3 separate regions of the Homo sapiens genome follow, and regions 2 and 3 are each linked to region 1. The links are chromatin loops, found by intact Hi-C in ENCODE. Cell type or tissue: GM12878. All regions are shown on one strand.

Region 1 (8,000 bases):
TTTAATTCATTAATTCAACAAACACTTGATTTATTAAAAACTACAACATATACTAGGGACTGATGTCAAAAAGAAAATGACATAGAAATTAAAAAGTTAACTACCACTCTTAAAAGATTACAATCTAGTGAGGAACTCAGATATATAAAGGAGAAACAAGACTGCCCAGCTTAACTTATTCTTTCCTTAACAAAAGTAAACACTGATCTTAGTTCTTCATGAGCTCGTTGACACTCCACATAGAAACTAGTACCAGTGCAACTCTGAATAGCTATAAGGAATGTGACCTAATAATCAGACTATGATATGCCTCACTTTGCTTTAACAACTATGGATAAACAGAATTAGGACAAAGAGCAGGTTAAATTGGAAGTTATTAAGAATGAAACCAATTATATCCAACTCTATGTGGAGCTGGCAAAGAAAAACTACATATAGAAAGCAATTTATAATAATCATTTAAGATTGTAGCATGATGGATATGTGTAAGCACATCTATTTTCTTCTTGCCTATTATAACAAAAAATACATTGGTTTTTCCCTGTCAGGGCATTTTTATATGCCCAACATTAGCCCTTCACAATACGCCTCAGGAAAAGAGTCACAATAGTTATATTTGCAACTTTATTTAAAGCCACATATCCATTCTCATTTTATTTTGCTTTTTCAAATCTCCACTAACCAATTTAGGTGTTCATTTTTGAGCACTGCTTAGACAGATGCACTTCATCTTAAACTAGTAGGTAAAAACAGTAATATGCAGGAAATGTTCCCATACTTTTAAAGGATTCTAACAGGCTAAATTAAGTGAAATCAAACAGACTATAATTTGCAAATATTTGTTTGAATGACCACAGCTAGTTCTAAAACCAAAACTTGACAATTCTATACTTAGAAGAATTTTTAAAGCCCCACAAATTATAATACAAGTGATCTACTGTGACTAGACATAGGCTCTGGTCTGAATCAGACCTGGCAGAAATCACAATCTCGGGCCCCAGATCTTTTTGTTTTTAGCTGCAAAACATTTTCTTCAGAGGCAAGCTTGCATTAAATTCAATATGGAAAACAGATCAAAGCAGACAGCTATGGTGGACAGAGTGGGCAGGGGCTTGAAGCTCAGCTCCCCCACCAATCCAGGCAGCCCTCAGAGGGGCTGCCAGAATAGGAAGGGCTTCACAAAACAGGGCTGACTTGATCATTTCATCTGCAATTCAATAACATGAAAGGTTTGTTTTCCTCTGGCTTTCAGGATAGCATTTTCATTTAAGTAAATCTTTTTCTTTTCTTTTTTTTTTTTTTTTTGAGATGGAGTCTCCCTCTATCACCCAGGCTGGAGTGCAATGGTGCGATCTCAGCTCACTGCAACCTCCGCCTCCCAGGTTCCAGCAATTCTCCTGCCTCAGCCTACTGAGTAGCTGGGATTACAGGCGCTGGCCACTACACCCGGATAATTTTTGTATTTTTAGTAGAGACAGGGTTTCACCACATTGGCCAGGCTGGTATTGAACTCCTGACCCCAAGTAATCCACCTGCCTCGGCCTCCCAAAGTGCTGATATTACAGGGGTGAGCTACTGTACCCGGCCCCTTTTAAGTAAATCTTAGGTAAACTGTAAATTAATTCACTAAAATTCTACAGTGTTAGTGGGAAATGACCAAAGTAATTAGAAAAGTATCCTAGGTAAGTCTGCCCTTAGTAAAAAAAACTTCTGCATATTATGAAATAAAAGTCAATGTTTTAAGATTTGAAAAATATCTAAGATAAGGTCTAAAAATGACCATTTGGATTTCAGGCCTATAATTAATTACTGACTGGTATGAATGAAAGAATAAGTTGGTTGGATTTTTTTCAGGTGCTTTCTGGTATCATTTTGTAAGCTTTTTTTCTTTCTTTCTTTCTTTCTGTTTTTTGAGATGGTCTCGCTCTCGCTGTGTTGCCCAGGCTGGAGCGCAGTGGTACAATATTGGCTCACTGCAGTCTTGGCCTCCCAGGTTCAAGTGATCCCACCTCAGCCTCTTAAGTAGCTGGGACCACAGGCAAGCACCACTATACCCAGCTAATTTTTTTTTTTTTTTGGTAGAGATGGGGGAATCTCAATATATTGCCCGAGCTGGTCTTGAACTCTTAGGCTCAAGTGATGCTCCCACCTCAGCCTCCTAAAGTGCTGGAATTACAGTCACGAGCCACAATGCCCACCCTGTACACTTACCTAATATTATAAAATGACTAGTCTTTTTTTTCTCTAAACTACCTTTCTAAAAGTAAACTATACATGAATCTAGAGGTTTAATCTTTCTTCTGGAGTTAAATACTTAGAAGCGAATAACTGAGATTTAAGAGGTTAAAAGAATATTTCTTCTATATGCAATGTTCCATTTCTACTTACATGCACTTACTTGCATCTACTATTTTTAATATTATTAAAGAAAAAGAAAGTTTGCTGTTTCATTTCCTTCCAAGCAATGCATTATGCACTATCCTTTTTTTTTTTCTTCCAAATAGAGACAGGATCTCACTCTGTTGACCAGGCTGGAATGCAATGGCAGGATCATAGCTCCCTCAAACTCCTAGGCTCAAGCAATCCTCCCACCTCAGCCTTCCAATGTGTTGGTATCACAAGCATGAGCCACTGCACCCAGCCGTATCCTTTTTAAAATAAGACACCACTGAGAATCACACTACGTAGAAACCTATGATGCTGAAATCTTGACTCAAAAGTGTTTCACTGTGTTTCTATATGCTTTCTTAAGACTAACCCAGAATAGGCTAAGTGCTATCCCTATTATAAATCTCAAAAAATCCTGTAATAGTACAACTTGGTTGGCCTTGAGCACTATTAAGCATTTCTGAGTATTTCGATCTATAACTACAGACCTTTCACATTCTAATGACTTCTCCCATAGAGCCACATCAAAATGTTGCCTCATGGGTGGATTTTTTACCTTTATGTTATTTGCAAGTTTATTTTTAAAATAATACATATTTCCCCAAGGATTCTGAGCAATAAATATTTAATAACTATTCTGTAAAAGGAATACAGTGATGAACATTAACAGTCCCTGGCCTCACAAAGAATATAGTCATAAAATTCTGAAAGGCCTGCATTGTACTTACAGAGTTTTCAAAAATTATGCACATTATTTATTGATACATTTATTACCCATTATCTTTATAATTATTCATTTAGATACCTATGCATTTACTTCTAATATAATACATTAATTTGGGTTCATTTGCATGTTAAGACTTCTGAAAAATCTTTTGTACTAAGATTATAAAATCCTTAGAACAATAAATTGTGTATTCTATTTATTTCCCCCCTCTCTCTCTCTCTGTATGTAAAAATCCCATAATAGAATTAAATGGTACTCAAGAATAAGGACAAAAAGGGCAATTATAATTCTGACAACTCAATCCCAATTCAGAAGGAAAAAAGGCATACACGAAGCTTTTTGAGACTGAATCAGAATTCTAAATTATTTTAACAGGCTAAAGTTACTCATGATAAAAATTAACTTTTTCATTCATCCAATCATTCAATTAATGTACACTGAATGCCTACTATGTCCTAGATAAGGAGTCCTTTCCTTCACTGACTTTGAAATCTAGTGAATAAAGTCTTGTTTCTATAAAATCCAAAAATTGAACTAGGTGATAAACATTCTTCCCAACCAAAACTCATAATACCTCACTAGTTTAGACAAAAGAATATTGTAAGGAAAAAAAAAATAAATAAGGTTCCTGGGTTTATATTTTTAAAAAAATATAACTTGGGAAAAGAGGAAAAAAAAGGAAAAAAAGTATATATATATAAAAATCTATTGTTTATAGTAAAAACCTATTGTTTATATTTGATAACAGCGTTTATCATTTTGGCAGACAAAATACATATAATTTATAAGTAACAATTGAAAATTCTGAAAAATTTTAGAGTTTAAAAATTAATGGCTTTAAAGCAACTCACTTCCCTTGTCTATAAAAACTCCTGGAAGGATTCTAGAGACTTTGATAAGAACAAACAAGTGCTACCAAGGTATGGTTTATTTCCATTTTTCACTACATATTTGAAATTCTACATATGTTTCATATCATATGTCTTTGCTACAATGGTCCAATTTACGTCTTTGCTACAATGGTCCAATTTATTCAATATGAAAATCCAAAAGAGTTTAAAAATATTTTAGTTATTAAAAAATTTAATTAATGATTCCATGATTCGGGGACTCACTCCAAAATCTGGTTACCTCTGCCACCTAGTGGTATAAGAATTCCCTATCTCACAGTGCTAGGTTTCACAAAATCATAGGGTTTTTTATGTTAAAGTAGCTATAAAATATTTATGTAAGAAAACTGGCAGTGAGGTAGAGTAAGTAATACACACAAGATAAGGCCAGAATCAAGCCTAATTTCTCATTTTGTCTCTTTGTACTATGTTATACTGAGGATATATGATACTTCAGTGCTAATGATATATTATGCGAAATTGAAACAGTCTCTTTCTTACAGAAGCAACAGTGATTTCAAAAACTTGGGGGTGGGGGTGGGGATGAGGGAGGTACTCAAAGTCTTACCCAGGCACTTCAAATCCCATAGTTTGCTTCTTTCCAGATACAGTCATTTTAGCAACTTTTGGCACAATTTCAGATTCACTTCGCGATGTCTGGGAATCTACTGGTTTTCCTAGTTAAGGAGTAAAATATAAAAGGCCAATTAATTTCTTTAGTAATATAAAGAAATCTATTACATAGTATTTTAAATTATAGATTATGATAACTTTCACAGAATTAATGTCTTTATAAACACATTATCTCTAAAAAAATTTAGTAAGATATTAATGCTGAAAGAAATTCTGTCACTTTAATCTAGGAAATCCCCTATTGTCAGGACTCTCCTATGCTTAACCTCCACCAAATCTCTTCCTAATTTTGAACTGACTGTTAAGTTTCAGTATTAAGAGGTCACAAGGTAGTTTCTGCACTGAGCCTTGTTCTGACATTATACCTAGACCCTATACCTCCCTTTCCTACCACACCCTTTCACAATACTAAAATTGTTTGGTCAGTTAGCAGATGGCTAAACTATTTTTAATCCTGCGAGGTTTATGAACTGATGAACAAGTTGAGAGTCTGAATTGTGCTGGAATATAGTATATATTTTACTTGCACACAACACTAGACTTACTAAAATACTGATATCTATAAAGAATCTAGGGAAAGAGGTTAATGTAGAAAAACTGAATTAAGAACATGGGGGAATTAGTCAGGCATGGTGACATGTGCCTATAGTCCCAGCTACTCGAGAGGCTAAGGTGAGAGAATGGCTTGAGCCCAGGAGTTTAAGCTTGTAGTGAGCTATGATAACGCCACTGCACTTCAGCCTGGGTGACAAAGCAAGACTCCATCTCTTAAAAAAAAAAAAAAAAAGGCCAGGCACGGTGGCTCATGCCTGTAATCCCAGCACTTTGGGAAGCCAAGGAAGGTGGATCACGAGGTCAGGAGTTCGAGACCAGCCTGACCAACACAGTGAAACCCCTCTCTACTGAAAATACAAAAATAAGCTGGTCATGGTGGTGCACGCTTGTAATCCCAGCTACTCAGAAGGCTGAGGCAGGAGAACTGCTTGAACCCAGAAGGTGGAGGTTGCAGTGAACCAATATTGCACCACTGCACTCCAGCCTAGGCGACAGAGTGAGACTCCGTCTCCAAAAATAAATGAATAAATAAATAAAAATAATTAAAAATGGAGGGATGGAGGAGAATAAATTATGAGCTAGATCAAAGTAAGACTTTTTTTTGCATTTGATCCCTACATAATTCATTGAACTTTTAAAAATGTGTCTTTATAATTTTCAGAAAAAGTACCACCAGGATTGAATCCACATAAAACTATGGAAACTGCATGTGCTACATTGGTAAACACATATACAGAAACCACTAACAATATAAGAAAAGATAAGTTAATGTATAAAATTCATTTAAAATGTTTGCTATTTGCCTACTATACACCAGGCACTATGCTGGAAATGTGATGGTGAAGAACAGACGTAACACTTGCTCTAAGAGCGATTACATCCTAGCGGGGAAAACATACTAAATGATAAAAAAAAAAAAAAAAGTACAATTAAAATTGTTATTAGTGTTATAAAGAATCCATATATGGTGCCGTAAAATTTGATGATAGGGCACATGACTTAGAGAGCTTCTCTAGGAAAGTGAGAATTGGAGCTATGATGGGGAAAATGAATATAAATTATAATAACTAGCACAGAAAGAAAGAGCATTCCAAGCAGAAAGAGAAGCTTGTATAATGGTCCTCCTGTAGGAGGAAGCACAGTTCTTCAGAGGGAGTGAGAGCAGAGGGGAGCTACATGAAGCTGGAGAGATGGGCAGGGCCAGACAGTGCAGGACCTTTAGGTCATACCAAAGATCCTAATGCTTGCTCTAACGGAGGCGGAAGTTACCAAAATGAGGTAAGCAAAAGAGAGGGGAAAGGGCAAGGGAGAGGAGAGGATGAAGTAAAGGGACATCTGAAAACAAACAGTTTAGGGAAAATTTTGAGATTGGGACATATTAGAAATTTGGACCCAATATTTCAGAGTTCCAAATGACAATGAACATCAAATAGGCAGTTGAACATGTTGGTTGACCTCAAAGGAGAGGTCTGAGCTGCATCAGCACATAATTGGTAATTGAAGACATAGATACAGGCGAGACCACCAAGGGAGAGAGCACAGAGAAAGAAGAGAAGTGGTCCTAGGAGGCCTTGGAAGAACTCTAGCATTTAATGCCAAGATAATGGACAATACACCTACAAAAAGGTGAAGGAGAGCCAGGGAGGGTGGTGCCAATGAAGCTAAGGGAAGACAGTGTTATGGAGTTGGCATTACCAGGATCTGGGGCTCTGGGCCAGTCAACTGAATGAAGACTGAAAACATTCACTGGTGACATGATCACTTTAGATAAAAGTCATTGGTAGAGTTAGCAAGAGCCATTTGAAAAAAGTGAGAAAAGTAAAAGGCAAACTAGGTTAAAAAATGTAAGGTGAGAAATGAAGGCATGTTCACTACCTCTCAGCTATAATTTCAAAATCCAAAAGCATTGAAATATTAAAGTTTTGGGTTTTGTTATTTTAATAACTCATTTGGAAGCAAAATGTGACATGGACTGATATGAGGCTATTTATCGATAGCACTTATTGCTCCTACTGAAAGTGACAGCCACACACTTCAGGGCAGAAACGGCAATGTGTCGATTACAGGGAACTGCTCCACAATTCACTGGGGCTATTATACTACAGATGGTATGTACATGTTAATGTTTTCCTAAATCCAAAATATTCCAAATTCTGAATCAAATCTGGCCCTAAGGGCTTTAGATAGGGATTTCATTTGTATGAAAATGATTCTTTTAAAAAGTTTGTCTGAAAAGGGAATAATATGGCAGAATAGCAGTAGAAAGGGGATATGGGATCAAGCTGATAGAAAAGATTAAATGGAGAAGGTTTAGTTGAATAAATTACGAAGAGATCATCAATATTTTAGAGTTTCTGAGAAGGTAGAATGAGATGGAATCCAAAGTACAGGTAGAAACTGAGCTGAGACGGGAGAAACGCTCTTTTATTGCAATAGAAGGCAGCTTTGCATGTTTAGGAACTGCAAAATGAAAATTCCTAATGGATGCTTTCTATTTTCTCCATAATACAGCACCTAGTTATGCTCTGGAACCACCCAAGGAAAGTAAAAAGATTTGCAAAGTGAATAAGGTTTTCAGTAACTGCTGCGCAAAAAGAGAATAAGTTGAACATTTAAAAAATTAGAGGAATTGTTGGATAGTATTGAGGGCCCATTTAAGATTTGTGATAATGAATTTATAGTGGAACCTATCTGCCTTTGTGTGACTTTTTCTAGCAATGTTCAGCCATTCACGAAAAAGGCACAGAGAAGACATTAACTGCTTCATTAGGAGTTAAGAATCTATCCAACAGGTATAAGAAGAAAGT
Region 2 (8,000 bases), 440 kb after region 1:
GGCACATATAGGCCTGTGTGGGAGCCATTACATATGGAAAAGCCTCTCTGACTGTATTAGAAGTTGTTGATTTGAGAAAAACACAGATTATTCCAGGGATAACTAAAGAAGGGTATTTAGGATAAACCCATATGGCAGAAAGCTAATCAAGTGGGAAATACTTAGGAGACACTAACAATAATATGTGTCAGGGATCCTCAGGAATAAAGAAGGAGAAGACATGGACAGAAATTCATACTTCTGCCACTTGTGAGCATTTGCAATTCTAATTCTCTTTCTTTGGACAACAGCTCCTTTATTACAAGTATTCCTTACCTCTTTCAAAACTCTCCTTGTCATTTTGATGCTAGCCACATGCTTCTCTTTTCACTCAGTTAATGCTTTCACAATACTATTTTAATGATGTAAAGAGTCCTAAATTAGTATCAGTTTTAAAGATAAATAAGGAAAAAATGTGTGCTTTAGCATAATATACTACATATTGTGTGCAGAAACCCAAGATAGCTTCAAGAAATAATAGAATTTGGGCTGGATTTTAAATAATAACTACAAACCTATGAGAGCTCACAAAAGGCACTTAATTTTTGTTGAATGAATAAGTTATTCAGGAAGGGTAGGAGAAGGTCATTTAAGTATAGGAAAAGTAGGTAAGTTTCAAAGGGCAGGAAGATGCCAAAGAAGATAAGATGCTAGGGTGTTTCAAAAGATTACGTGGGTAAAGCAAAGGGTACAAGGGAAGCGCATGAGAAAAGAATGTTGGGTCAATGAGGAACATGCCTGTTAGGCCATGCTAAGGAACTGGAAAATTTTTCAATGGGCAATGGGTAAAGTCTTTTAAAAAATTAAGGCATTATGAAAGATAGTTATGGAAAGATAATTTTAGCACAGCAGAGACAGAGGACTTAGAGACTGAACACTGAGGTCAATAGCAACAATTTAAGCAAAGAGTAATAGGGCTTGAATTAAAGCAAACGCAATAGAGAGGACGTGACAAAACTGTGAGCCTTTTAGGAGGGAGAATTGGCAGACTTTAGTGCTAGTTAGATGTGAAAGAAATGATGGGAAAGAAAGAAGAGATGAACACCACTCTGAGTTTTCAGCTTGGGAGATGGTGGATAAGGATGCCATTAAAATATATGTAAGAGAATTAAAAGAGGAAAACAAAATTTAAGGAGGTGGGTAAGTTTGGTTTTGGATTTGAGGTGGCAATGGGCCATTCAAATGGAAACGTGTAATAGGAAGTCAAATTCATAAAAAAGGTGTGCGCTAGAAGTCATTAGCATATCAGCAAGAGTCAAAGCTGGGAAAGGTAAGAGAAACTAGGATAAGCATATAAAACCAGGAGATGATCAGCTAAAGGATCCTGGGGATAAAACATATAGACGATCGGCAGAGGAAAATAAATCAGAGAAAGACAATGGATAGAACTGGTCAGAGTAATAAAAAGAGAAGAGAAGAGGTTGTCAATGAAAACTATGAATTCAAAATATTTCAAGACTGGTCAATAATCAATTACTACAGTGAAGGCAAGCAGAGCAGGAGTTAAACTGTCCAAATGGATTTAAAAATAGCAAGAAACTGCCAACCTCTGAAGAAAGAAGTTTATGTAGCATGGTGGGAAAGAAAGCCAGAATAACTGGGCTGAAGTAAAGACAGTATGTGTAGAATACTCCTGATGGTGTAGAAAAAGAAAAATAATGGGCTAGTCTAGAAGGCAGGAAGAACTGAAAATGATGTTTTTAAGATAAGGCAATTTGAGCATATTTCTTTTTTCTTTTTGAGGCAGAGTCTCAATCTGTCACCCAGGCTGGAGTGCAATGGCGCAATCTCGGCTCACTGCAACCTCCACCTCCCAGTTCAAGTGATTCTCTTGCCTCAGCCTCTGAAGTAGCTGGGACTACAGATGCAGACCACCACACCCGGCTTATTTTTGTATTTTTAATAGAGACAGGGTTTCGCCATGTTGGCCAGGCTGATCTCGAACTCCTGACCTCCAGTGATCTGCCCACCTCGGCTTCCCAAAGTGCTGGGATTACAGGCATAAGCCACTGCGCCCGGCCCATTTGAGCATATTTCTAAGATGAGAGGACACAATCAATAGAGAGAAAGATATTAATCAGACTAGTAGATGTAATACAAATTTTCAGGGACTGAGATGAAAAGTACAGGTCAAATAGCCTTTAAAACGTCAGTCACGTGCCTCTTTGTTAAAAGAGATGGACAGAGATTAAAAATGGACATATCTATGGATATTAGGAGGGAAATCAGAGGGAAATATACGAAGATCATGTCTGACTAAATTTCATCTAAATTGAAGATAGTCATCTAATGAAGTGGGAAGACTGTGATTTACTGTAGAGAATGTTCATGGTAAGTTTGGATCTGCTGCCAGAGGAAAAAGAAAAGGAAGCTGAGTAAAGTAAAAGGATTCCTCAGCAGAGATGACAGCTTAGGTGACATTAAGACTTACAAATCCAAAGTCACCCCTCAGCAAAGTTACATATTTTTCTCTAGTATGGCCTGGCATTGGACAGAATGGCTGTGCTAAAAGAACAGATCAGATAGTTTCTTGAGGATATTGTCAAAAAGGAGTAATAGTAGGTTCCCAGCATGACCAAGAAGGAAGTCAATTGTTACTAATTCTCATCTTTTTCATTTAAATAAAAACTAACCAATAATGGTAACATCTTGATTAGATATTTTATACAGAAAAGGAGGTTGGCAAGATCAGTAGAAGAAGTGGTCTGAACACTAAAAGTAACACGAAGTGTTAAGAGAGTAGAAGGCAGAAGTAAATGACAATGAATTCAGCATGGATCTCAACTGTTTACATGTCAGTTTCGTAGTGTGTGGAGAGAATAATGTCTTACCTAATAGCTGTAAGAATCAAATTAAGTGATGTATCTAAAAGCACCCTGAAAACTAACAGTATTTTTAGAACACATTCAAGGTAGAACAAGCAACTAAAAAAAGTATAAATGAAACTTTTAAAGTTAGCTTTTAAAATGTTTTATTGTGATACTTATTAAATTGAAAAGGGATAAATTATTTTTAAGATTGACATTCTGAAAAATGTAAATGTTTAACCAATCTATAAAACTGTTAAAATATAAGGTACATATTTGTTTCCTCTACTGTGATATACTGAGCACCACTGGATTCTACCCTCTGCAAATCCAGCCAATAGTGAAGACAGTATCCCTGCCACCAAGAGCTTATGCTCTAGGAAAAAATCTCAAGTGTTTAATAACCCCTAACCCCATCTCAAAGCATTAATCAGTTTACATAATGATCATTTAAAGATGGTGAGGACTAGAAATATTATATGCTACATAAATAAAAGACATTTAAGAAAAATGTCTTTAAAAAGTGTTACTATAATTTATGGAATCAGTCTGCATGATGCATATTTATGACAGTCCCTTCTTGGGAAAATACGACTGGAGCATAAGAGTAGTTACATCAGTTTATATTCTCTTTGCTTTCCTTGACAGCAAACAGCATGCACATAAGTACTTCTCAAGGATACTAACCTGGCAGTGCCATCAGATGATGAAGTAAGGATGTAGTGATCATCTTTTGACCAGGAAAGATCATAAATGATATTGAGGTGGCCACACAATTCTCTCATGAAACGTCCAGAAGGAATTTCATATACTAATGAAAATATTTAGAAATTAGGTTTCCAGACAGAAGATCCTTAATCCAATAATATACAAATATATAATTTAATATTATTTAGACATAAGCAGTCTATAACAAAATTATAACCAAAGACATTTGCAGCACAGAGAAAATTTCAAAATTTACTTAAGAATAGTTTTTCTTTTGCTTTACACAAAAATTCACATGCAAAATTTTCAGTTATAATTTTGCTACAATTATCAATTATTTTCATCTCTTTAAAGAAATCCCCTAAGAATCTTTAATAATAAATTTATATCAGTTGAATAATAACATTTACATTGCAATTCACTTATATTCTATAATTTAGGCTTTCATTATTATTTCACCTGAAAATCAACTAAATGCCAACCAAAAATTTAATTATTTGAAGTAAGGAGAAATTTAAATTGTGCTATTGTCAAAAGTAAATTTTAATACTAAAATGAACAGGGATAGTAATCAGGGATAGTATGGGAATTAACAATGACTCAATCAGACACACAAAGCACTGTGGTATTTTACTATATGTTTAAACATACAATGAAATCTAAGATAGTAACACGGAAAAACAAAGTTTCCAAGTCTCTGCTTCCATCTAGTGGTAAAAATCAATTGCCCTTTAAAATACTTAGCAGTTCAGAAATAACAGCAGTCCCCCCTTATGTGCAGTTTCACCTTCTGTGGTTTCAGTTACCCGCAGTCAACCATGGTCTGAAAATATCAAATGGAAAATTCCAGAAATAAATAATTCCTAAGTTTTAAAATGCACATCATTCTGAGTAGTGTTATGAAATCTCATGCCATTTAGCTCCATGTCTCCAGCATGTGAATTATCCTGTGTTCAATGTATCCATGCTATAGATGCTGTCTATCAGAAACTTAGTAGCTGTCTCAGTTATCAGACTGGTTGTCACCCAGTGCTTTTGTTCAAGTAACCCTTATTTTACTTAACGGTCACAAGGTGCAAGAGTAATCATGTTGGCAATTGGCATATGCCAAAGGGAAATGATAAAGTACTTCCTTTGACTGAAAAGGTGAAAGTTCTTGATTTAAAAAGGAAAGAAAAAAAAATCATATGTTGAGGTTGCTAGGATCTACAGTAAAAATCTTCTATCCGTGAAATTGTGAAGAACGAAAAAGAGGTTTGTGCTAGTTTTGCTGTCACACCTCAAACGACAAAAGTAATGGCCTTTAGTGCATGGTAAGTGTTTTGTTAAGATGGAAAAGATATAAATCTGTGGGTGGAAAGCATGAGCATACATGTGTTTCTACTGATGGCAATCGGGTTCAGTACTACTTGAGGTTTCAGGCTTCCACTGAGGGTCTTAGAACATATACCCTATGGAAAAAGAGGGACTACTGTACTTGTGGAATAGCAAAGTAAGAATCTTAGAAAAAATCTCCTCCCCACAGAAGCAACAAGAACACTGGCAAAAACTGGCAAAAATCAACATTCTCAGAACTCTGAAAATTAAGCAAAGCTTACAAAAATTTGAAGAGTATTTAAGAAAAATGGCTGAATTTGGTAAGAACATTGAGCTTTACGGTGTTTTAACTTGCTATGTTCTCATTCCTGTCTCAAACTTTAAAGGAGCCTTAAAAACCAATAAAAATCAAGAGACTGGTTGGGGCAGAACAGGTCTGATGCTCCCTAAAAGCCCCATCCCCAAAGACTTCTCACTATTTGACAGTCTGGCCCTCCAGGAAAGATCCACTGTCAGGGCCTGCCTTTATTTGACCTGGCTCACAGCATGCTCTGGGAGGACAGCCCTAACCCTAAGGTGCATGTCAAAACAACCCGTGGCATCATTTAATATCACAGCTGCAAGTGAGGCTAAGAAGAGGCTCACCAAAGAACTTAAAATAAAAACAAAAAACAAAATGAAACAAAACAAAACAAAAAACCGGGCATGAGATGTCCATAGGGGACACTGATAAACTCCAAAATATTCCTGGGTATCTAGAAGGATTCCCATCCATGTATGTGAAGGGAATATGCACAACCAAGAAAGACCTGACAGGCTTTACTTCTCACTCGGGCTGACGTGAGGAGGCTCAGGACAAACAGAAAGTAAAGCTAAGGCAGAGCTGTAGATTGTGTACCGAAGCATTGAAGGTATACCCCAACACACACAGAGTCTCTTGGCAAAGACCAGTAGACCTATCCACTCAAGTATTTAAAAATCTCTGTCTAACCACAACGGTGGTCTCTGTCTGACCACGAACTTAACCGAGCACAGACATCAATGGCAACACATGACAGACAGTAAAGACTACAGAATTAGTCCAAAATCACAAAGCTAACTGCAAAAATAATAAATCTTGGGTGGGCGTGAGGGGAGAAAGGAGGGCATCTGATTTCCAGAGTTGCCACACTGCATTATTAAAACATCCAGTTTTCAATACAAAATTATGAGAAATGGAAAAAACAGGAAAGAGTGGCCCATACACAGGGGAAAAAAGTCATCCACATAGAAACTGAGGAAGCCCAGACGCTGGGCTTTCTCAACAAAGACTTTCAATCCACTATTATAAATATATTCCAAGATCTAAAGAAAACTATATCTAAAGAATTAAAGTGTGAAAAGGATTTCCCACCAAAAAAGAGAGTATCAATAAAGAAATAGATATGATTAAAAAAAAAGTCCAACTAGAAATTTTACAGTTGAAAAGTACAATAACTGAAATAAATAATTCACTAGAGGGGCTCAAAAGCAGATCTAAACTGAAAGAATTACTAAATTTGACAACAGGTCAACTGAGATTATCCAGTCTGAAAAAAGCAGAAAAAGAATGAAGAAAAATAGAAAAGTTTCAGAGACTTGTGGGACACCACCAAGAGTACCAACACAGGCATAACGGGACTCCCAGAAGAAGAAAGAGAAAAGGGCCAAACAGAACATTTCAAGAAATAATGACTGAATACATCTCTAATTTGTGAAAAACACTGATCTGCATATTCAACAAGTTAAAGGAATTCCAAGTAGACACATCATAATCAAATAGTCAAAAACCAAAGACAAAGATTCCTCTTCCTCCTCTATTTTTGAGATTTAAGCAATATCTCAATCTACATAGCATTTTAAAGCAAGTTTATTTAAGCATAAAGTAACATATTTATCACAGAAGCTTTTAAAACATAAAATCGGAATAAAATAATTCTTTCACTATCCAAAAGAAATAAATTACTATTAATAACTTAGGAGCATTTCCTAAGAACCTTTTTTCCCTCTACATATGGGTTTTTGGTGAATTTTAAAAATAGCATAGTGGTAATCAAACGACACAAGTGATTTTTTATTTTTAAAATTTATTACTATTTCATGGGGAGCAATATCTACTTAATAAATGCCAATCAAGTCAATTATGAGTCCCTGATTAAAAAAAAGGGAATCAACCAATTAATAGCAAACTGTGTTAAGCTGAGGAAAGTTCAATAAGATCTAGTGTTTAGGGCAGATGCCCACAAGGAGCTGGCTACTTCTGCAGAGGAGAGCTGGTTTTATTATTGAGTCAGAAGTAAAGGAGAGAGTATTTAATGCTTCTAAGTCTAGAACAGTATGATAATGCTCACTTTAGAATGTCTCTAAAGCAACAGAAATAATTGCTTGGCCTCTCTGCTGACTTCTCTATCATAATGAGAAGTTTTCATCTAGGTACTCTTGAGTCAATTATTGGTATTCCACTACACAGCAAATCTGGAGGCTTTTGTAACTCAAATCATCACTGCTATCAACTAGCCACATTGGACTAATGTTCCCCATGAGATTTATTCATCCTTGTTTCCAAATTTCTATATTTAAAATACAAAATGTTTACAAAAATCCTCCTGCATGTTTTAAAAATAAATTTACCATCTTTCATTTGATCAATCTCATTCTACTTACGAACAGTTACTGTATAGAAAAGTGTAAAATTATTACAAAAGAACTTTCTTTGTTTGAAGAAATCCGTTTTCTTTAATTTAGTAGTACAGGGGATTACTCAAGTTAAGATTTCCATGAATTTAAAAAAACTAAAGAATGTCCTCCACGTGGACTACAATCAGATTAAACAGGTAGGATTATTACTCACAAATAATTGGATATCCATCCCGGCTGGCACAAGCTGCTGCTAATATTCTTCCATTGTGGGAGAAATCAAGACAAAAACATCCTCGTTCTCCTGCATTTAGTGAGAAGAGGTGTTTGTTTGGGATACGGCAAGCCTAAAAAACATACGTTTAAAAAATATAAATTAGCAAACATTAAAACGCGAAGGCTAGTTTTTAATTTCAATTACTGTAGTTCTTTTAAGTCCTTTTATGATGCAGAGAAAGAGAAAAACAAGTACGC
Region 3 (8,000 bases), 85 kb after region 1:
GATGTAATTTTTATGACAATAATAGCACAATGGAGGGGGGAGGAAAAAAGATATATTAGAGCAAAATTTTTGTATTCCATTTAAATAAATCACTAGTAATTGAAATAAATTATTTAAATTTATATGCTAATTATGATCCCCAGGGCAACAATTAAGAAAATAAAAACATATAACAAAAAAAGAAGGATTGTAATGTTACACAAGAATATACCAATTAAACACAAAAGCAGGTAGTTATTAAATTCCATTTAACTTTCTGGTTTAAGGCTATGAAACTAAGTACTGAGTTCCTATTAGCTATGGTGACCATATAGTTCATCATTCAAATCAAAGTAGTTTGAGGACATTATTTCTATCAGGACAGATGACATAGACTCTCCCTGGCCAACTTTGATATAAGACCACCCTACTTTTAACAGAAAAGTTTAGGTATTTTGAACAATCAACTTAGTTTGCATTGTATCAAACACTGTTTAGTATTCATATTTGGCTACTAACTTGTAGGGCAAATTAAGCACTATGTTTTAGCATTCTGGTACAATCTGATTATGAGAAATTGTTTTCAACGATTTAAATCTGGTCACTATCATCAAGTAAATACTGTGTTTGGGATTGTATCGGTTCTATAGATTGATCTGAGGAAAATTTTTTTGTAGTTTTCATTTCATTATACAGGCCTTACATATATACTGTTAAGTTTATCTCCAAGTATCTCATACTATTTATGCTATTATAATCGGTTTATTTTCTACTTGTGTATTGCTAATGTAAAGACAGAATTGATTTTTGTATATTAACCTTATATCCTGCAACCTTGATACATTTGCTTATTAATTCTAGCATTTTTTTCCCTAGATTTCATTTTACCCTGTCAGGTAAGACTAAAATGTGAAAGTATGAATGCTTCCACTGGTGGGAGGCAGAGACATAGTATTTGGAAATGTGAACTATTAACAACCTTTTTGGAAAGCATTTTGATAGCATCTATTAAAATTTAAGTGAAAAAACACATTTAGTTTCAGCTCAGCAATCTCACTGCTAGGAATCTATTTTATAGCCAGCATAAGGATATATGTGCAAAGATGTTGATTGCAGTCCTCATTTGTAATGACAGAAACCTGGAAATGAAGTGAATGATCAATAATAGGTGAGTGCTTAAGTGGTGGTACATCCACCCTTGGTTTCAGCTGGCTTGAATGGGTTTATCAGACTAGTAGAAATAACCCATTTCAGTAAAGGACTATATAGTACAAAATAATATTTCATTTTTAGATATGGTTATGTATTGCTGAAAACTAAAAAGGTTTAAAGATCTATTACTGTTCAGTGGAACTTTCTTTATTCCTTCTAAAGCTTTGTCTTGCTGTGAGAAAGGTATCCACAGTCTGCAAAACAAGCCGTTGCTCCTTTCAAATTTGCATAATGTGCATGCAGTTACAGCCGCTCAATTTTTTTTCTTCAATTGCCAGAAGATTTCCATAACTTATTCAATAGAACTCACTCAAATACAGCAATTTTTATTTATCCTTCTACTTATCTTTTTAAAACTCTGATGGCTATGTCTCTGCCATTGTTACTTCTTTGAAAAACAAAATAAACAAAAAGAAAACATTATTCTGACAAATCATGAGATTACCATGATTTCTGCCTATTTGTACCACATTATTTTCATAAATACTTTTAACATTGGATGTGATCTGAAATTATTCATTGTATCACTGTGTATCACAGTAAGTGCCTATTTTATTGCTATAAAGACTTTATTGCTCTTTGGAGAAATGCACAAATACATTTGTAGTAAAAGTAAAGGAATAAAGTAAAGGGGTATAATGGTCAGATCTTCTGCAAGGCCATTAACAGCATACCGTGAATCAAGCATGACTTGACATACGAGAGGAATGATTTATAGCAAATTCTTGGAACAACTACTATCTGTAGGACCTAGGAGAGAGAAAAAAATACAAAGACATAAAAGAACTCAAAACATAAGCCACTTTTGCATAGTCATTAACTGCAGATTATATGACTTATGCTCTTACAAAGAATCGTTTGAAGCATCAGATGAAGAGGGAAGGCAGAGCAGTGAGAAGTCTTTGAATGAGACCTTTGAGCTTGTATTGCAGACTTGGGAACTCACCTCATGTAATGGGGAAAACAGGCTGATTATTTAGTTCTTTTTTATTAAAAAAACTCTATAATTATAATAAAACCCTTTTTAATTTATTTACCTAATATCCCCTTGCCTGAAATGTCTTTTTTTTTTTTGTTTTTGTTTTTTGAGACAGGGTCTGGCTCTGTTGCCCAGGCTGGAGCTTGGCTCACTGCAACCTCCACCTCCCGGCCTCAAATTATCCTCCCACCTCAGTCTCCTGAGTAGCTGGGACTACAGGCATGAGGCACCACACCCAGGTAATTTTTGTATTTTTGGTAGAAACAAGGTTTCACCATGTTGGCCAGCTGGTCTCAAACTCCTGGCCTCAAGCAATCCTCCCGCCTCAGTCTCTCAAAGTAATCCTTCAGTCTAATCACCAAAAGTAATAGCTTGTTTCTGCTGTGAAGGAAATCTACAATAATAATTATATTGAGTGTTTTCATACATTTGATTAGTATAACCAAATAATTTCAATAAGTATAAAGATTTAAAATGAACATTTCCTTAATGTTGTTTAACCTGCATTATAGGTTTTATTTACAACTCAACCCTTATCCATAAATAATAGTCTCAAATATTTACTAAAAGTCAATATATTTTGTGTATGATATCACAGCCATAAAAACAATCAAATTAGAAGTAGCATTTACAGTATTAGTCACAGATAGGAAACCATAATTTAGTGAAGAATAACAAAAATAAATAAATATAGATTGACAGATACATAGTTAGATTCTGAAATTTAACTTTGGCTTTACCCAACCTTGTTGAGAATGAAATCATGTATGCAGGGTGCCTTAAAGGCACTTTTTTCCTAAAAATTGTATATATTGGAAATAATTCACCAAGAAAATCCTAAGAAAGAAAAAGAGTTTATGTGATTGACTTTGGGTTATCAAAGCAAAGACTATCCAGGGTAAATAACAGGCAGAGGATAGTGATTACAGCTCATTTATTAAAATAGCAACATTGGTACATATCTGAGTCAAGCCTGGAACTCCCCCTCCCTCTCAACTAGACAAGTTAGGCTTTAAAATTACTGTAAAAATTAAGTCAAATTGCCTGTGAAGGTAAGCTCTTAGAAGAATTTTTTAGGTAGATGATCTACATAACAAGACATGCACCAACCAAATCTGCAGTCAAATATTGGGGGAAAAAAGCAACAACAGTAGGTTTGTGTTTATTGCGATGTCTGGAATATTTTAAAAATTAAGCTCCTGGCCTCAGCCTAGGGATTTCTAATCAATTCCAGGAAATGTACTGTATCTTTCCTTGAGGCCAGCAGGAAAGCCCCTTGGCAAGGGTGTCTGGAATGGCCACTTGACATCCCCAGCACACCTCTTGCCAAAGTTACCCATGGCTGCTGACAGAGAGACTGATGTGCTGCCACAGATTGACTTTAGGGATGAACAGATCAAGATCAACTAATCTGGGCAGATGCATTAAAGTGTTTCTGTGTATTTAAGCATACCATAGAAAGACAAATTCAACAGCTTTCACTTTGCTTTCATACAACGTTGTTCTCTTACGTGTTTTCTATTTTTGTTTATATACTAATTTCCTCTAGATTGACTGGGTTCTAAATTTATTATGAATTTGGTAAAGCCTCTGAACTTTGTGTTTCTATATTACACACCTTGTGTCTGTGACTACTGTTGTGGTTATACACTCGGGATTTTGAAGTCTCAACGATAATCACCATAAGTCATTTTTAGCAGCTCTGTTTAAAAGATTCCATCAGTAGAAATTCAGCACGGGTAACTTTCACTTAAACATTCCAGACCCTCAGAATCCTTTACATTTAAGTGATGTGTTAAAAACAATGGCACCTCTTTTTACTTAATTTCAGTCACATTTGGAAGAAGATAAGAAAGTTTATTCTGAACTCCATCACTCACTATTACTGAGTTTGCTTCATTGTTGAAACTAGGGAAAATTAGTCCGAGGTTTCAAAAAAGCAGCTAAACAATTTTTTTTCCAAATTCTTATCCACCATGACTAGACCATGGCAAAAAAAAAAAGAAAAAAAAAGAAAAAAGAAAGAAAAAAAAGGAAAAGAAAAACAATAAAACACAAACAAACAAAAAACCCAGAGAGACAAAAACACACTTCAGCATAGTAGAAAGAAAGCAGATATACGTAGACACAAATCCCCAAGCTCTCCACTTACTGGGTAAGTGGAGCTACTTAATATCACTACAATTCAGTTTCTTTATTTATAAAATAGAGATGACACCTCCTTCATCGCTTTGCTGAAGGATTACAGGATGATGGGTGAACTGTAATACTTGGTACATATTATACATTCAATATACATTAGGAGGACCCCTTTCTGCTCATTATGTGGACAGAGGTAAAGTACCAGGCCAGGGTATTTATGATGACTATGTGGAAAGACTTTGGCTTCTATGGGGATGACATGGTTATAGGAATCAAAACTTTGACATTAAAAACTTTCATATCCCTTTATGAAATTCAATGAAAAAGAAAGAGCTGTTGATGCTGTGGGCTAAACATGAGGACAGTAATGGTTGGATTAACACAGCTGGACCACAGAGTGCCAGATGGTGGAAGACACCCTTCCCCTTCCCCTTCCCAACCCATAAATCCTAGAACCCTGAGCCCCCTAGTGTGAGCTTTGTGCATTTGTGCTTGAGGCAGCGAGGTTCTCCCACCATAGGTCCCAGTTGGCATATCCACCAACAGCTCTCACCAAATCACACTTGTGTCCTGCCTTCCTTTCCACATCCGCCTGCACTCTCACCACCCCCAAAGAAGCACCTTTACTGTATATTACAGATATGTTTGATTTCTCTAAGCAAAATGTTCTCATATTCTACGTACAATTGCATTCAAAACCTAAGTTCCACTATCTTAGAGATGATTGTGTTGTTGTGTTTTTGTTTCCTTGAGGGAATATTACCTCTGTAAACCATATGGCAAAGGGACAAGATGGAACATGAGTCACTGTACACAAGGGAACAAACATCCAGACATGAAGGCAGCGTCACAACAACTCCAGAGGCTGGCAGTTTCTGGGCTTCAAAAGGAAAATAACTTTTTTTTTTAACTCTGCAAACCACAGCTACTTGTGTGGTTGATGTGTAGCTAAAGGCCACGGGTCTCCTATCACATGATCTCACACAGAACTGGAGTTCTTCCAGTGAGCAGGTGTTAACGGTCCCTGAAAACCAGTTTGTAAGAGATCGTAGCTGTCATCCCGGAGTGGTGTGTTTTAATAGAAAGAAACCCATGTTTCCCAGGAAATTGCTATCAAAGTTCAACAGAGATTCCAGTGCATGAGCGGAACATAATTTACCCACCATTTATCTTTAATGAGCACCTACTGTGTGTCAGGTACTAAGCACCTGCTAGCTTTGTCTATTTTAATCCTGCTGTTCCTTTAAATCTCAGGCAAACATCACTTTCTTACAAAAGCCTTCCCTTACTTCCCTGAGTCAGATCCTCCTTTTACACACTCTGGTAATATGACATCTCTGTCTTTCACGGCTCTTAACCATGGCTGAATTTTACAGTATTTATGGCATTCTTTTATTAACATTTGTCTCCTCCAGCAAGCTGTAAGCACCATGAGGGCAAGTACTGTGTCTGACTTTAGTCAGTACTATATCCACAGCACCTAGAAGGCACTCATGTATTTATCAACAAATGCAGGTCTTTATGTTGTCTGCAATCTTACATGCTCCTGAGGTAACAGTTCAGCTGACCTGATTTAGGGTCAGCTAGGATAAAATGAGTAAATATTAATTAGGAATAAAGTGCATATTTCTTTCTTTGGGAGACATAGATTACCCACACCAGTGGTGAACTGGTAAGCCAGCTCTCTTGAAATTAGTCAGTCAATCAATCAATAACCCTGACTGGTATTGTTTGCCAAATTCCTTGGTGCAAATACTCTCCCCATATCCAATTTCAGACTACCGGTATGAAGTTATTGGACCTGAGTTGGGAAGAAATGCACACAATCAGCAATCATGAGCCAATTTGAAGCAGCACTAGCATACACTGCCTCACACCCCACAGATACTCTGAACTATTGCATCACTCCCATGATTTGTCATAACTGTAGCCACAAGAGCAGCCTACGATACCTTGTGTCTTCTGGAGGCATGTAATTAGAGACCCCATGAAATAAAGTCACATACAAATGATTCACCAGGAAAAGCCAACATCACTGGGAATGGAATGTTAATTTTTTAATCTGCATAAGATTGAAATTACAGTTAAGATCCTGTTTGACGGAACATGGTTTCACATTTGAACTCTGGAGAAAAAATAACCTGGGGACATGGGTTCTCATTTTAGAATCTTATTGATAAGTGAAATGATAACATTTACTCTCTAAACCATTGTCTTGACCTGAATGGGTAGCAAAAACATCACCCTAAAAAGTCACCACAAAATGAAGACCTGAAGGCTTCAAATAGGAATTTTTTTGCCCTAGGGTGTACTCCTGAGATTCTACCATTAGGGGTGCTATTCTTTGATTTTTCTAAATCTTATCAGGACATTAAAGCCACTGTGAAAGTGAATATTCTCCATGGACAGCTGCCACTTTAATCCTTTATCAGCCAACACCTTCACTATAAGTGAGAATAAAAACCAGCAGAAATAGGCTTGGTGGGCCCCAGTGGATGGGAGCAGAGGCACTGGAAGGGGAATTGGAAATTTGCATAAACAAGTTCTGCTTCATGATATTTATTTATTTATGCCAAATCTAGCCAGTCACTTCTCTTTAGGTTTTTTGCCATGCCTGGTATTTTATTTTTAAGTCATGTATTTGTTCTAATATTTATTGGACAATTACAACTGCTGATAAAATCCAAAGGGGCTGGGGATTTAGATATAAAAGATGATTAGCTTTTCTCACAACTTTCATGCAAACATAACTAAAAATTAACACTATTGATTTTTGCTAAATAAAAGTACCAAAAACCTGTTATCTACATGACTTGTTTGCTTAAAAGCATTTGCCTTGGGAGGCAATTACTTTTGCACCAACCTAAAAACATCCACCAAAGCGTTTGGGGCTTCCCAGAGCCTCCATGTTAGCAAATCTTGGGCTAACATGAAGAGGATGTGATGTTGTTGGATATGGCCAATACCATATGAAGCTAAGTCTAGCTGAGTGTTAGCCTGGGGGATACTGCCAGGAACAAATGAGGCCCAGCTCCCAGTAATGGGATATGTGTCTCCTGGATGCACTCTGAGGATTAAATTCCGTGCGCTGACACACACTAAAGCCTCTAGCAAAGTCTTCATTTAATTAACTACAAACTTAGATATATGAAACAAAACCTCTGTAAAAAATCTTAAGGTCGAGAACATACTATATAATAGGCACAAGACTGAAGCAGTGTGGGGCAGATGTGATGATAGAGTCTTTGATGTTGATAGAAAAGCAAACTGGAAAATATTCATTCGTCCTCCAGAACCTCAAATCCACCCACACTGGAAATTGTCACTAACATACTCTTGCTCAGGAATAACACATACTCTGACTTGTAACGCTTGTCTTATTCTTTCACTTTTATCATAGAAAGAGGTCAAGGGGCAAAAAGAGGACAGATTCTAGTTCTAACAAAGCCAAGTTGAAAAACATCAGTACTTAACTAGGCTGAACTAATTCAGACACTAAAATAGAGAGAAGTTATGTAGCTTAGATTTTAAGCAGTCTAGAAAATCATTATCCCTCTCATATCCTAAGTCTCTATCAGTAAATCCTCTTGGACTGGAAATATCTTATATCCATTCTGAGAACTGGGCAAAATCCCCTTCACTTTAGTTGCACTGGTTGGTTTTTGGTAAAATCTTCCACATACATCTC

What was found. A loop is a pair of places that touch in the nucleus more often than their neighbours do. Peaks named below come from ENCODE experiments on the same cell type or tissue, not always from the same donor. Only the 100,000 strongest peaks of a DNase experiment are listed, where the experiment ranks them.
Region 2: a loop joins it to region 1, with 2.8 times the contacts of the local background. A loop is called at or near these places in 4 of 110 quality-filtered maps.
Region 3: a loop joins it to region 1, with 4 times the contacts of the local background. A loop is called at or near these places in 5 of 110 quality-filtered maps.

What each region holds. Positions count from the first base shown.
Region 1 is chr6:134,998,161-135,006,160 of GRCh38, forward strand. It overlaps HBS1L (HBS1 like translational GTPase), which reads right to left. Exons shown (of 18, transcript NM_006620.4): 5 at 4,574-4,682. Among named protein-coding and RNA genes, the nearest start is that of MIR3662, 23 kb to the left of the region's middle. In GM12878, CTCF peaks have their summits at 4,277 (motif pointing left) and 6,332; a DNase peak (open chromatin) is centred at 4,981; H3K27ac peaks cover 1,892 bases.
Region 2 is chr6:135,434,842-135,442,841 of GRCh38, forward strand. It overlaps AHI1 (Abelson helper integration site 1), which reads right to left. Exons shown (of 29, transcript NM_001134831.2): 14 at 7,741-7,873; 15 at 3,534-3,657. Among named protein-coding and RNA genes, the nearest start is that of AHI1, 59 kb to the right of the region's middle. RefSeq lists a silencer at 1,586-1,786. In GM12878, a CTCF peak has its summit at 4,271 (motif pointing left); a DNase peak (open chromatin) is centred at 4,294; H3K4me3 peaks cover 696 bases; H3K27ac peaks cover 353 bases.
Region 3 is chr6:135,082,780-135,090,779 of GRCh38, forward strand. No RefSeq gene overlaps it. Among named protein-coding and RNA genes, the nearest start is that of HBS1L, 32 kb to the left of the region's middle. RefSeq lists silencers at 3,452-3,531, 3,542-3,601 and an enhancer at 5,954-6,003. In GM12878, CTCF peaks have their summits at 4,765 (motif pointing left) and 6,633; a DNase peak (open chromatin) is centred at 6,125; H3K4me3 peaks cover 1,193 bases; H3K27ac peaks cover 2,751 bases.